Regions from separate parts of the Homo sapiens genome. Here region 1 is linked to region 2. A link is a loop called in an ENCODE intact Hi-C map of the cell type or tissue named here. Cell type or tissue: dorsolateral prefrontal cortex. All regions are shown on one strand.

Region 1 (8,000 bases), 93 kb before region 2:
AAAAACCAAATAGATATGAAGATTTATTTTGACTTTATTCCATTGATCTATATCTCTATCCTTATGCCAGTACCACCATGTTTTGATGACTGTGGCTTTGTAGTAAGACTTTGAAATTGGGAAGTGTGAGCCCTTCAACTTTGTTCTTTTTCAAAATTGTTTTGACTCTTTGGGGTCCCTTAAAATTCCATATGAATTTTGGGAAAGGTTTTTCCAGTTCTGAGAAAATAAAACAGTTAAAGAAAAAAATGCCATTGGAATTTTGGTAGGGATTGCATTAAATCTGTGTATCACTTTGGGTAGTACTGTTATATCTTAACAATATTGAGTTTTCCAATGTACGAAGTGGGATATTTTTCCATTTATTTAAGTCTTCCTTAATTTTCTTCAGCAATGTTTTGTTTTTTTTCAGTAAATAAGTTTTGTCCCTTTTTAGTTAAATTTATTTCTAAGTATCTTCTTTTTGTTTTTAAAATGGAATTGTTTTCTTAATTTCCTCATTGAACTGTTCATTTCTACTGTATAGAAATACAACTAATTTTTGTGTGCTGATTTTGTATCCCGCAACTTTGCTGAATTCACTTATTAGCTCTATTGTGTATGTGTATGTGTGTGTGCATGCACGTGTGTACTTTTTAGGTTCTTCCGTGTATAAGATCATGTCATCTGTTTATAGAGATAATTTTACTTCTTCTTTTCCAATTTGTCTGCCTTTTATTTCATTTTCTTGCCTACTTGTCCTAACTAGGACTTCCAGTACTATGTTTAATAGAAGTGGCAAAAGTGGGTATCCTTGTCTTGTTCTTGATCTCAGTGTAAAGGCTTTCAGTCTTTCACCATTGAGTGTGATGTTTGCTGTGGGTTTTTTGTAGATGGCCTTTATCATGTTGAAGAAGTTCCCCTCTATTCCTATTTTATTGCGTGTATTTATCATGAAAGAGTGTTGCATTTTGTCAAATGCTTTTTCTGCATCAATTGAGATGATCATGTGGGGTTTTCTCTCTTTTTTTTTTTTTTTTTTTGAGACAGAGTCTCACTCTCTCACTTGGTCGCCCAGGCTGAAGTACAGCGGCGCAATCTTGGCTCACTGCAACCTCTGCCTCCTGGGTTCAAGTGATTCTCCTGCCTCAGCCTCCTGAATAGCTGGGACTACAGGCATGCGCCACCATGCCCGGTTAATTTTTGTATTTTTTGATAGAGACGGGGTTCCACTGTGTTGGCCAGGCTGGTCTTTTATTCTTTTAATGTGTATTTCACTGATTACTTTTCATATATTAAACCAGCCTTCCATCCCTGGGATAAATCCTACTTGGTCATGGGTATAATTCTTTTAATGTGCTGCTGGATTTGGTTTGCTAGTATTTTGTTGATCATATTTGCATGTATGTTCACAAGTGATATTGTTCTGTACTTTTTTCTCATAGTGTGTTTGTGTGGCTTTGGTATATTGGGTAATAGCAAAAGACATGAACAATACAGTTAAAACTTTGACTTAAAAGATACATGCTGTGTGTGTGTAGCTATTTTTTCAATTACTCAAGAACATCTACAAACATATACATAAAGATTTCCATAAATACCCCAAATTCTCTTAATACACTGTCACAAAATTAAAAACAGCAATAAAATAATTGTCCAAAAAATCAATTGGTGTTCTAAAATCATCTTTCCAAATAACTCAAGTAAAAGCAATAAAAGTCTATTCAGAAAATAGTAACAGGCCGGGCATGGTGACTCACGCCTGTAATCCCAGCACTTTGGGAGGCTGAGGCCAGCAGATCACTTGAGATCAGGAGTTTGACACCAGCCTGGGCAACACAGTGAAACCCCATCTCTAAACCCCATCTTTAAAAATACAAAAATTAGCCGGGCATGGTGGCATGTGCCTGTAGTCCCAGCGACTTGGGAGGCTGAGGCAGAATTGCCAGGAGGCAGAGGTTGCAGTGAGCTGAGATCGCGCCACGGCACTCCAGCATGGGCGACAGAGCAAGACTCCAACTCAAAAAAAAAAAAAAAAAAAAGTAGCAGTGAGAAAACAATTTTGTATAACAACAAAATTGTTCTCAGAGGAAAATTTATATTACTAAATATTTGTATTAGAAAGCAAAAAATACCAAAAACAAATGAATCAGAAGTATTCACCTTGTAGAAGTTCAGATTCTTTGTTTGCAAAAGCAGAAATCAACTCAGACAAAATAAAACATAAATTTTTGGTTCAGCTAATAGAACTGAAAAAGAAAGCTGAAAAGTTAGGCCCCAAAAGGGCAGGAACCAGGGTGGCTCTGGAGAACCAGGTAACAGAAAACAATGAATCAGCTACAGGATGAATCAGCTACCAGATGAATCAGCTACAGCTGTTTTCAGTCTTACTTTTCTTAAGATTCAGTTGCTATGGAGAGAGCATCCAACTATCGTAAGTTAGGTTTCACATCTATTTTTTAATCTAAAAATATTCAGTGCATCTTAATTGATCGTCTTGCCAATCATTAGCCAATAGAGAAATGTTAGTTCCCCAAGAAAAATTAAGGTAATATTATGAAGAAGGGGCAATGGATGTGAGGTGGCAAAAACAACAAATTGTTCCTTAGAAGCTAGATTTTTATTACTTTGTTCACTACCTCATCATTTATTTATAGCACCAAAAAGTTATGTATTCAATATTAATTGAATGGTTAAATAAAATATAGCACATTTAAGATAGTTTATGATGCAACCATTAGAGTTATGTTTTAAATTAATATTTAAAGATGGAAAAATCATTATGGAAAATAGAATAAAATCCGTATATCATCTATGAATTAAATTTCATTTAAAAGTTTTATTTCTGCATAAAACCAACACCAACACCTGAAGAAAATGCGTCAAAATGTGAATAGTAGAATCGTAGCTTGTTTTTTTCTGTTTCTCCATATATATGTGCATAAAACATATACATATATACACACACACATGCACATACACTGTAATGGGTTGAATCATGACCTCTAAAAATATCCATCCATGTCCTAATACCCACGCTCCTCAATAGTATCTTTGTAGATATAATTGAGTTAATGATCTTGAGATGAGCTCATCCTAGATTATCTGGATGAGTCCTAAATTTAACGATCCTTATATAGGAGACAGAAGAGAAGACACAGACACAGAGAAAGCCATGGCCATGTGAGGATGGATACCAAGATTGGAGTTATGCAGCTACAAGCCAAGGAACTCCTGGAGTCACCAAAAGCTGGAAGAAGCAAGAAAAATTCTCCTCTAGGGCCCTTGGAGGGAGGGTAGCCCTGCAGACATCTTGAGTTCAGCCTTTTTTCTCCATAAATGGCAGAGAATAAATCTGTGTTGTCACCCAGTTTGTGGTAATTTGTCCCAGCATCCCTAGAAAACATGTATATATATATACACACACACATGCACACAAATAAACAGCAGCCTTTCTACGTGTTATACAGGATGTGTTTTCCCCAATTTTCCACATTTTTCCACAGTAAAGATAATATATTGTTTTAAAAGTTGGGTATAAAGAAGTTTAGCAAATTTAATATCAGACAAAATAAAACTTAAGGAAAAAATTCAGTGGCCTATATTCTCCTGGGGCCCCTCCCTATGAGAAGCCAGCCTCTGTGACTCAGGGAACCCCTCCAGCCACGTCTCCTGTTTGCTGCTTTGAACGCTTGGGCTCTGATGTAGGCCTCTTCCTTTGGGACTTCGTTCGGGTTCCCGTTTCTCTCCTTCCCAGCTCTTGGCTACACTTCGCTTGGCTGGGTTGGCTGGAACTTTGGTTTCTCTCCTTCGGCTGCGGCAGCCTGGGTTCCTGCCCTGCCTGACCCTGGCACTCTGCATCCTGGCGTCTCCCTTGGCTGGGCAGGGGGAATTGCACATTTACAGAGAGGGGCTATCACCTCCTTTTCAGGTGCCCACAACACGCATAGAGGGATAGTGGGTAAACCCGACGGTAACACGCCTGCACCATCTGTGAATTCTGAAAACAAGCGCAAGGTAGGGCTTGTTTCCTACGCCAGGTGATTTCCTTTCTTTGGTAGGGTGTGGTGGGAAGACCAGGCGCTGAAAACTCAGGCCGCCTTATTTTTGGAAACCCAGAAGTAGAAAGTGGACCTTTGTGTCCTCGGTGCTCTCGTTGCTCGGTCTCCCCAGAAGCCGCCAAGAAAGCAAGTGCCATCGGTAACCGGGCGGATCCTGGAGAGCTCGTAGCTCCGCTGGGAGGCCCCGCCTGGCGGAGACTCCTTCCCAACAGCACCCTCAGCATCCTAAGCCGGCTTACGCCAGAGCCGCCAAGACACCACTAGGTGGCGCCAAAGCGCAGCCGGGACCTGGTGGGTTGGGGCGAGCAGCCTCAGGACTAGCGACGTCGGTAAGACCGAGAGTCTGATGCAGCGTGGGTCTCTGGGAAGGGGCTGTGCCCTTTGTCCACTGCACCTGCTCTCAGGGGTTGAAACTGCCCTGAATGGGGTATGAAAATCCCCCCAGCTAGAGATGTGAGATCACATCAAGTGCACATTTCCGGAACAAACAGGGAATCAATAAGCCTTGCAGAAGTCAGCCCACAGTAGCCGCGCAAACAATTAAGGTTGTCAAAGGACTGGAGGAGATTGGTCAGCCTCACGTTTCCTCAGATACTAGAGTTGCTCGCGAGAATATGCAAAGATTTCCCTTTGCCCAAGAGGGGCACTCAGGTGGCTGGGAGAGTGGAAGTGGCCTTGAGGTCCGATGGAGAAATGCATGTGCCCAGAACTAGGAAACGTGGGAAACAGGTCACTAAGCTAATGTCTGCAAAGTTTGTGGAAGGCGACAAAGGCTGGGAGGGGAAGATGACGTACATCTCAATGGATACTAAAGTGGAAAGGTGATGACCCCAGAACATTCAGATGACCCTCCCTTAATGCTACTAAAGTACCTCCACGACTTAGATCCAACCCCCCTGGGAAAAGGGGAAACACTAACTGGGAAAATCTTGGAAAAAAATTACTGAGTTTACCTGGAGATGACTAACATTAGGTGTGTGTGTGGTTGGTGGTTTGTTGTGGTTTTTATTTTTTTTAATTATATTTTAAAATGTCTGTGGGCACATGCATTAGGAGTAATGGATATTCAAAATAGAGGAAAACTGTGTAATAGAAAATAATGTTACATTTTCTAACCAAACTTGAACCTGTGGCCTGTGAAAAGCATATCAGCTACAGATAGTCATAAAAATGGACTGCATATAAGAAATTTCAATAAATTTCCAGAAGCAGAAGTGATATAGACCACACCCTCTAGCCACATTGTAACCAGTGAATACCTCAAAACAAAACAACCTGAAAACCAGCCACGTGAAAATCAAAAAAGAGGGAAAATTATCCAATAGCACGAGAGTCATAGAGAAATCAAGATGACCATATCAGATTCTTTAGAGAAAAAATGAATAAGAAAATGCAACATTTTAAGTGTGAGATACATGACAAAGCTGTGTTTTCATATGTCATTTCACAGCTTTAAGAGTTTTTGTTAGCTGAGAGAGAATTAATAAACTGAATATTCAACTTTGAATTTTAGAAAAATAAAAAAGCCCTTAAAAAGAGAGTAAAGACATAACTATGAAAATAATTCATAAAAGAACAGAGTTAGCTATTTTTAAATGCTGAAAGACAAATTTCACTAGAAGAAAATGCAAAATACCAACCCCTTATTTACCTTATCCTTCAGGAAGGGCTTAGCCATCTGTCTCAGTAGGGGGTCTTACTCCCTCCACTTTGCTCACTGTATCCTTCTAAAAAAGAGTCAGAATGCATCCTTCCTCATAGGTTAAAGCTCATGCCCACTAGATTTAAAGGTGACCTTGAAATCCTGCAGGTTCCATACCTGCATATCCTAGATAAGATAGGGAACGGTCCTCCTTTAGGACAAAATTGGCATAAGGATGAAATGAGTTACTGTAACCAATTGGAATGTGCTTCCCCTTTTGTGTGAGTGTATGTGTGTATATATGTATGTGTGTTCACAAGTGGGTGTGTGTTGTATTCTTTCAATCCTGGAATTACACTAAACTGTTGCATCCAGATAGTTTCTAGGCATCCATTCCCAACACACAAGCACATTTTTTTGTGTGTGTTCCATGACCAGTGATGAACATGCATTATAAACCAAGAATTTTGGTTAGTTCCAATTTTGCACCCAACATAAAAAAAAAAAAAAAAAAAAAAGGAAAAGGCTCCCAGAAAGGAACTAGCCTGATTTCCTTGTTCACCAATGATATGGTTAGGGTTTGTGTCCCCACCCAAATATCGTCTTGAATCGTAGTCCCCATAATCCCTACGTGTCAAGGGAGAGACCAGGTGGAGGTAATTGAATCATGGAAGCAGATTCCCCCAGGCTGTTCTCATGATAGTGAGTGAGTTCTCAGGAGATCTAATGGTTTTGTAAGAGGCTCTTCCCCCTTCGCTCGGCACTTCTCCTTCCTGCCACCTCGTGAAGGTCCTTGTTTCTCCTTCACCTTACACCGTGATGGTAAGTTTCCTGAGGTCTCCCCAGCCATGCTGAACTGTGAATCAATTAAACCTGTTTTCTTTATAAATTACCCAGTCTCAGGCAGTTCTTTATAGCAGTATGAAAACGGACTAATACAACCTATATCAATCATTTGTTATTAACCAAGAATCATATGCCAGGAACTCAGTGCCAAACAATCACTGCCTCATTTAACCTCTCATCATGAGAGAGGTACTATTATTATTGCCACTTAATAGACAGTGCTCACAGAGGGGTAAGAGTGACTTGCCCAGCATCAAACAGCTAGTCCAATGCTGAGTCAGGAGTATAAATGAAGTTTGGGGTATAAATGAAGTTAGAATAGCTCCAAAGATACTGGTCTTATCATTGTGCTATAATCTCTCATGCTTAAACAATTTTTTTTTGTCTATTCTTGTTTAATGCATATACAAAATACTATGTATGCTTGCCTTCGTCTTTTTTTTTTTTTTTTTTTTTGTCCCTACAATAGACCTGAATGAAGCAGGAGCCCTAGCAAAACCCAAGAGCATGGGGCACCATGTTGTAATCTGACCACCACAAGGTGGCAGCAGAATCTAAAGGTTTTCCACCGATGTACAGTCCGGAGGAGCCTTGCCTTTCATGTACCTGCACAGGTAGGAGAGGTCTCCCTGTTCTCAAAATCCTTTGGTCTCTAGTCTGGCTTCGGAGTCAGCTTTGCATCATTCTGCCACACTGCCTCCAACAAGATGAACAACACAGCACTGGCTTTCATTAAGACACCACTGTTGTTAATACACAGTGAATTTTCTGTACTTGAGTCCATTCCAGATATAAATTATTTAAGCAGCTACTCTATATACTGAATGTTTAGAAACTTAGTTATTTTGTTTTACAAAGGTTTATTTTGATTTATGAATAATACAATAATATAAAGGTTTCCTGAGTTACCGCTTCATCTTTTGTTTTGTTTTGTTTTGTTTTTGTTTTGGAGATGAGTCTCACTCTGTCACCCAGGCTGGAGTGCAGTGGTGTGATCTCAGCTCGCTGCAACCTCTGCATCCTGGGGTTCAAGCAATTCTCATGCCTCAGCCTCCCGAATAGCTGGGACTACGGGCGTGCACCAGCATGCCTGGCTAATTTTTGTATTGTTAATAGAGACGGGGTTTTGCCATGTTGGCCAGGCTGGTCTTGAACTTCTAACTTCAAGTGATTGGTCTGCCTCGCCTCCCAAAGTGCTAGGATTACAAGCGTGAGCCACTGCCCCTGGTCATCATTTTTTATTTGAAAAAAAATTTGCAAATCAAATATCTGATAAAGAACTTGATTGCACCAGCCTAGGCAATGTCAGACCCTGTCTCTACAATAAGTTAAAAAATTATCTGGGCATGGTAGCATGTGTTGGTAGTCCCAGCCACTCTGAAGGCTGAGGTGGGAGGATCATTTGAGTTTAGAAGTCTGAAGCTGCAGTGAGCCATGATTGCACCACTGCCCACTGTATTCCAGCCTGGGCA
Region 2 (8,000 bases):
ATTATTGTGTTCTACAGAATCACCAGCTTATTATTTGGACTACATATGCAGAATTTTCTGTTGCTACCAGTTCATATTTTCACTGAGGTAGCCTGTTGCCCTTCCAAAGATTGCCAGTATTTACAAACATTTCTTGTAAGACTGGGTGATAATATTAATGAATGTGTTTTTTGATACTATGTAATGAAATATATCAATATTTGGAAAACCTATACAACCCAGTGAATCAGTATTTTTTAAATGACCAGTGCCTGATGTTACAAAATCACGTGAAATATTCATTTGAAGTATAACATAGACTAATGGGTTTTAATGTAACAAGGTACAAAAAATTTACTGATGTGGTTTCAGATTTCACATTGTAACTTTAAGAAAGTATCATTTGTCACATTCTAAAATTATACCAAAGAATATTTATATAAAATTATCTGAAAAGTCTTTGAAAATACTTTTTAGTTTTCCAGTTACATGTATTGTGAGGCTGAGTTTTCTTCATATACTTTAACCAAAACTGCGCATTGCCATAGGTTGAATGCAGAGGCTACAGAATCCAGATGTCTTCTGTTAAGACGACATTAAAGAGACTTTCACAAATGTAAAACAAACTATTTTAACTATTTGTTTTTTATTTGTATAAAATATACTGTTTAACTTGTAGTGGGTTCATTGTTAATTTTAAATGAATTAATTATTTTCAAGGTTCTCAGTTTTAGTTTTTTTTTCCGACTTTCTTGAGGTATAATTTTAAAAAGTATATACCTAAGGTATAGAATGAGATGTTTTGATATATATACACATTGTGAAATGATTATTAAAATTGTGCTAATTAACATATTCATCAACTCACATAGTTGCCTTTTTTTTTTTTTTTGGTGAGAAAACTTAAGATCTACCCGGTATGGTGGCTCATACCTGTAATCCCAACACCTTGGGAGGCTGAGGCAGGTGGATTGCTTGAGCCCAGGAGTTCCTGACCAACCTGAGCAACATGGTGAAATCCCATCTTTACAACAAATGTGAAAAAAATTAGCTGGGCATGGTGGCTTATGCTTGTGGTCCCAGCTACTTGAGAGGCTGACATGGGAGGATCACCTGAGCCTGGGAGGTTGAGGCTGCAGTGAGTCATGATTGCACCACTGCACTCCAGCCTGGGCAACAGAGTGAGACCCTGTCTCACAAAAAAAAAAAAAAAAAAAAAAGAAAATCTAAGGTCTACTGTCTTAGCAAATTTAAATTATACAATATAATAATGTTATTAACTATAGTTACCATGTTGTACATGTTCTTTTATAGTTCTCTGTGGTTCTTTTGTAGCTCTCTACATTTCTTTTGGATGATTATTTTGAAATCTTTTTCAGACAGTTCGTAGATCTTCATTTCTTTAGGGCTGGCTACTGGAGCTTTATTTTGTTCCTTGGGTGGGGGGATTATGGTTTTCCTGTTTATTTGTGATCCTTCTGGCTTTGGTTTGGTAGTTGTGCATTTGAAGATGTAGGTACCTCTTCCAGTCTTTACAGGCTGGCTTTGGCAGGGAAAGCCCATCACCCAGTCAGCCTACTCAGAATCTCTGAACAGGCTGATTGGTCGAGTGCATAGGTTGGCTTTCTTCTGAAGTCCTTGGGTAGGCTGGCCTGGTCCCTGGGTCAGCAGGTAGGCATTCCTAGCACCTGGGTTTATAGGATCAGTCCTGTTGCCTGGGTGTGTGGGCCTGGATTCTGGGGTCATGGGGATCAGCCTGGTAAAAGGATCTACTGGGTTGGGCTGGCAATGGGGTCTGCAGGAGCAGGCCTGAAGCTTGGATCCACAATGACTAACTGGCAATGGGGCAGTCTTGGCGTCTCTTTCCATGGAGGTGAGCCTGGTGCCTGGTACCATGTGGCTGGGCCTAGAACCTGTTTCTGTGGGGACTTGCCTGGCACCAGGTTCTATTGGGCAGGCCTGAAGCCTGGGGCTTTGGGGGCCATCCTGGCACTGGAGCTTGCCTTAAGCCTGGTCCTGCAGGGGCAGGCCTGGAGCCTTAGGTCACTGGCTGTCCTTGTGTTGGATTTGGCCTGGAGCTTAGGTACATGGCGGCTGGCCTGGCACCAAAATTCACTGGGGAGGCCTGGGGCTGGGGTCCCCAGTGAAGTAGGGTGCTCATATCATTCTCGTTTTCCTCCAGCGAGGGTCTCTCTTGTGAGCTTGGGGGAAGGGAATCATGGATAATGTGAAGCCGTCTTTCATACCCCCTTTAATGTATATTTTCTTATTTCTGCATTCTACCTAGGTGCTGTGATCTCTTACCTGGATTCCTTAGTTCTTTTGAATATATTTTTGTACTTGGATGTTTGTTCAAACTGATGTTTCTGTGAAGGGATGTGTGTTGGAAACTCCTATTCTGCCATCTTGCTGACATCGCTCCTCAGTTTTAATATCTAAAATAGCACATACTAATATATATATAATTCATATAAGCAAAAGCTCTTTAGGGTACTCAGTAATTTTTATTTTTCCTCTTTTCTTTCTTTTTTAGAGATATGGTCTCACCATGTTGCCCAGGCTGGGCTTGAATTCCTGGCCTGAAGCGATCCTTCCACCTTGGCCTCACAAAATGTTGAGATTACAGATGTGAGCTACCACATCCAGGCTCTCAGTAATTTTTAATAATGTAAAGTAGTCTTTTGTCCATAAATTTGGCTGCTTGTTTAGATAAAAAGAAACTGAAGAGACATGACCACAAAATGTAATTCATGATCTTAGACTGGATACTTTCCAGTAGGAAATGAAAATGCTCTAAAGAGCATTATTGGGATAATCTTCAAAATTGGAATTTGGACTGTGGGTTAGATATAATTGTATCAATGTAAATTTCTTGAATTTCATAATGGTACTATCATTATGTAAGAGAGAGGAGGTACAGACTATAGTTTTACAGGCATGATATATGAAGCCTACTTACAAATGGTTTAGAAAAATAAGCATGCATATATATGTAGGGAGAGAATGATAAAACAAATATGGCAAAAATTAGTGAACTCTGCATAAAGGCTATACAAGAGTTCTGTGCAATGTGAAATTATTTCAAAATAAAAATTACAACAATTATAAAGAATATAATGAATATCTTAGAAGCAATTTTTACAAATTAATTGGCGAGTGTTTTATTGTGCTTGTGATGAGTATGAAATGTTTTCAGCAGTTGAAGACACTTCTGGTTATGTAATAACTTTGTAGTTGTCACCACTTTTCAGAGGATACTCTTTATGCTCTGCTGCCCCCTAGTGACTTTATGCTCATCAGCAATTGTTTCTTCCAAGTGTAGTAAGTTGGAAATGAAGAGCACTATAATCATTATTTAAAAACAACTTAGTGTCAAGTCAAATAATTTTTCTGGGGGCGAGGGGGAAGACACTACCATGAAGCCATATCTAATGGCTTCCTTTTTTTCTTTGAATTTTTAAAAAATTGTATTTTTGTTCTTGTGGTTCCTTTGTATTGCATCCTCAGTTCTCTCTGTCTCTCTCTGAAGGTAATATTTACTGATTTCTCACCCAAGGGCAACAATGAAACTTAACTTGTGTACTCTTCTGTTATTCTTTCCTCTTAGCATTAAATATCAGGGAATAGTATTATCTTAGTGCTTTACTTTGTAGTCAAGCATACTTGATTTGGCCCATAATCTCTCATTTGTAATCCCCAAATCCTAAAGGCTCTAAAAACTATTTGTTGTCAAAATCTGCCTTAATTCATTTGGCAAGAAAACCTGATGTGAATTGACTTAATATATTAATAATCTTTATATTTACCACTTTTGTGAATATTCCTATATTTTACTGCTGAAATATGAATGTGTTTGATTATGGAATGCTTAAGATCTTACTGGGATGTTACATAATATGTGACAGATGAGCTGTATTTTTTTTAAATGTACAGAATTTGGTATTATGAAACATTTTGCTACAAGGATTTTCGATTAGGGATTGTAGACCTGTAGTTGATTTGCCTAGCTTTGGCTCACAGTTACTGGTATAAGATAGTTGACTAGTTTATTCTACTTTCTATCTTCTCTCTTTTTTTTCTTAGTTGTATAATTTTTATGTACTATTTTTATGTATCATACTTGATCACTTTTAATCTGACCTTGTTTTTGTCTTAGAGTTGCAGTTAAATATATTCAGTCTTCATTGACATTCTTTTTTATTGAAGTTTTCCCTGTCATCTAGTTGGGTTTGTGTTCCTCCTCTAGTAGTTGCCTTAAGAAGGACTTATGTGAACAACAATTTTTGAGTTATTGTATATTCAAATTTTAGCTCTATAGACTTTATATTTAAAGGCTAGCTTGGTTGAAATTAAAGTTCTTGGCTCATGTTTTGTTTCCTTGAGTATCTTGTCTTCTGGTGTTCAATGTTGCTGTGGAGAAGTCTGATACTTGCTGGTTTTTCTTTTTCCCTAAGTGCTTATTCTTGATTCTTATTATTTTTGGCTGTCTATTGACTCTTCTTCTTTCTATTTTATTTTATTTTATTTTTGAGATGGAGTCTTGCTCTGTCGCCCAGGCTGGAGTGCAGTGGCACGATCTCGGCTCACTGCAACCTCCACCTCCTGAGTTCAAGCAATTCTCCTGTCTCAGCCTCTCGAGTAGCTGGGATTACAGGCACGTGTCACCACACCCGGCTAATTTTTGTATTTTTAGTAGAGACAGAGTTTTGCCATGTTGGCCAGGCTGGTCTCGAATTCCTGACCTCAGGTGATCTGCCCGCCTTGGCCTCCCAAAGTGCTGGGATTACAGGTGTGAGCCACTGGGCCTGGCCCTTCCTTTTTTAGTTATTAGACATTACTCAAAGAATTTCAGCATGTATCCTTGACTCAGAGTATAATATAAATTAATATTTTTATCACTTCCTTGACACTGCTAGGAATATGTAACACTTTTTCATTTATCCTTTCCTACATCTTACACTGTTGTCATGAATTTTAATTTTACATGTAATTTTGTTCCCACACAACATTATCCTTATTATTTCGTAGAGTCACCATTCATGTATGTTTACTCTTTTGTTTGATTCTTCATTTCCTCCTCCATCTCTGTGCTTCATTCTGAGGTCACTTTTCCTTTTGTATGCAGAACTCCCTTTAGCATTTCTTTTAGTGAAGGACTCATTTATTTTGTTTGTATGAATAATGTCTGTATTTCACCTTATTTTAAAATTGCAGTAAAATATACATAACATATACTTTACCATTTTAACCATTTTTAAGTGTACAGTTCAGTGGCATTAAGTATATTCACATTTTTCTGTAGCCAAAACTGCCACCTATCTCCAGAACTTGTCTAATCCCAAGTAGCTGGGACTATAGGCACATGCCACTGTGCCTGGCTAATTTTTTTTTGTAGAGACAGGGTTTAGCTTTGTTGCCCAGGCTGGTCTTGACCTCCTGGCTTCAAGCAATATTCTTGCCTCAGCCTCCTAAGGTGCTGGGATTACAGGTGTGAACTACCACGGCTGGCCAAGTATAGTTTTCTTTACATTCATCATGCTTTGGGTTTATAGGGCTTGAAACTATGGACTGATATCTTTCATAAGTTTTTAGATATACTTGGCTATGATGTCTTTAAGTATTGCTTCTGCACAATTATACAATGATAAAATTTCTTTCAGGAGAGTTACAGATTTAAAAATATTTTCATAATATCAGTTAGATGTTATTTACTTAAAAAAAAAAAAAAAAAGCTTAGGCCGGGCACAGTGTCTCACGCCTCTAATCCCAGCACTTTGGGAGGCCAAGGCGGGGGGATCACCTGAGGTCTGGAGTTTGAGACCAGCCTGACCAACATGGAGAAACAAAATACAAAATTAGCCGGGGAGAAAGAAAATACAAAATTAGCCGGGGGTGGTAGCGCATGCCTGTAATCCCAGCTACTCGGGAGGCTGCGGCAAGAGAATGGCTTGAACCCGGTAGGCGGAGGTTGCAGTGAGCCGAGATCGCACCATTGCACTCCAGCCTGGGCAACAAGAGCCAAACTCTGTCTCGAAAAAAAAAAAAAAAAAAAGCTTGCATTCTCCTAGGGGAATAGAATTGAGTTTCTTAGAGGCTGCATGATGTGAAAATATCATTGTTTCAGTGGTGAATGTTATTTATACTTGTATGTTCTTTTATGTAATTTTTTTCTTCTGTTTCAATTTCTTTCTTTCTTTCTTTCTTTTTTTTTTTTTTTTTAACGGAGTCTCACTCTGGCCCCCAGGCTGGAATCTGGAGTGCAGTGGCATGATCTCAACTCACTGTAACCTCTGCCTCCCGGGTTCATGTGATTCTCCTGCCTCAGCCTTCCGAGTAGCTGGGATTACAGGCCCATGACATTACTCTCCTCTAATTTTTATATTTTTAGTGGAGACGGGGTTTCGCCATTATTGTCCAGGCTGGTCTTGAACTCCTGACCTCAGGCGATCCGCCTGCCTCGGCCTCCCAAAGTTCTGGAATTATAAGCGTGAGCCACCGGACTTGGTCTTTTTTTTTTTTTTTTTTTTTTTTTAACAAGGTCTCTGTGTCTCCCAGGCTGGAGTGCAGTGGTCTAATCTCTGCTCACTGCAACCTCCACCTCCCAGGCTTAGGTGATACTCCCACCTCAGCCTCCTGAGTAGCTGGGACCACAGGTGCATGCCACCATGCCTAGCTAACTTTTTTGGTATTTTTTGTAGAGATGGGGTTTTGCCGTGTTTCCCAGGTTGGTCTCAAACTCCTTAGCCTCAAGCAATCCGCCGGCCTCGCCTCCCAAAGTGTTGGGATTGCAAGCGTGAGCCACTGTGCCTGGCCCAGTTCCAATTGTTAATGTGGCTAATGTCAACAAACATAACACATACACAAAAGTTCTTGGGAAACCCAAGGGAAATATATATTATAATATATATTTGAGACCGAGTTTTGCTCTTTTGCCCAGGTTGGAGTGAAATGGCGCGATCTTGGTTTACTGCAACCTCCGCCTCCCGGTTTCAAGCGATTCTCCTGCCTCAGCCTCTCCAGTTGCTAGGATTACAGGCGCCCGGCACTACACCCTGCTAATTTTTTGTATTTTTAGTAGAGACGGGGTTTCACCATGTTGCCTAGTCTTGTCTCGAACTCCTAACCTCAGGTGATACACCCGCCTCGGCCTTCCAAAGTGCAGGGATTACAGGCGTGAGCCCCCGCACTCGGCCAGGAAACCCAATATTTTTTGAGAGCATAAAAATAGTGCCAGGCAAAAAATTTTGAGAACTGCTGGCTGAGGGCTTTTGATGGTGTCCCATGTTTCATTTTTCTTACATTCTTCTGTATTTTACATCCTGTCCTTTCCTTGTTCTCTTTGGGCTTCAATGTGGATTTTTTTTTTCCTTTTTTTTTTTTTTTTCTTTTGAGACAGGGTCTCACTCTGTCACCCAAGCTGGAGGGCAGTGGTGATCTCGGCTCATTGCAACCTCTGCCTCCCGGTTTCAAGCGATTTTTGTGCCTCAGCCTCCCGAGTAGCTGGGATTACAGACGCGCACCACTACGCCCGGCTGATTTTTCTATTTTTGATAGAGATGGAGTTTCACCATGTTGGCCAGGCTGATCTCCACCTCCTAACCTCAAATGATCCACTTGCCTCATCCTCCCAAAGTGCTGGGATTACAGGTGTGAGCCACTGTGCCCAACCTCAATGTGGATTTTTTCAATTGACTTATTTGCTGGTAAACCATCTATGGAGTTCGGAATTTTAAAAACCCAGTTCTGGGTTTTCTCCAGTTTTATAATAAAAAAACAAATCGTAAGGCTGTAGTGAAATTCTCCATCTTCTCATGTGTTTTGTTCTTTTCCTTTTTTCTTGTGGTATTAATCATAGCCATTTTTAAAGTTCTTATCTGATAAGTTCAATATCTAGATCATCTGTGAATCTTGATTTTTAGTCATGTGATTTTTAGTCATGTGATCTTCTCTTGGCACACTTGGTAATTTTGGACTGAATAGACATTAAAAAAATTGTGGAGGTTTTGGATAGTGTTTTCTTC

The links. Peaks named below come from ENCODE experiments on the same cell type or tissue, not always from the same donor. Only the 100,000 strongest peaks of a DNase experiment are listed, where the experiment ranks them.
Region 1: a loop joins it to region 2, with 8 times the contacts of the local background. A loop is called at or near these places in 107 of 110 quality-filtered maps.

Annotation. Positions count from the first base shown.
Region 1 is chr2:72,859,012-72,867,011 of GRCh38, reverse strand. No RefSeq gene overlaps it. Among named protein-coding and RNA genes, the nearest start is that of SPR, 24 kb to the left of the region's middle. In dorsolateral prefrontal cortex, CTCF peaks have their summits at 4,090, 4,300 (motif pointing right), 6,859 and 7,063 (motif pointing right); DNase peaks (open chromatin) are centred at 4,301 and 7,071; H3K4me3 peaks cover 1,107 bases.
Region 2 is chr2:72,766,320-72,774,319 of GRCh38, reverse strand. All of the region lies in intron 1 of EXOC6B (exocyst complex component 6B), which reads left to right. Among named protein-coding and RNA genes, the nearest start is that of EXOC6B, 56 kb to the left of the region's middle. RefSeq lists enhancers at 1,435-1,934, 1,935-2,436. In dorsolateral prefrontal cortex, CTCF peaks have their summits at 3,040 and 3,264 (motif pointing left); a DNase peak (open chromatin) is centred at 3,249; H3K27ac peaks cover 1,551 bases.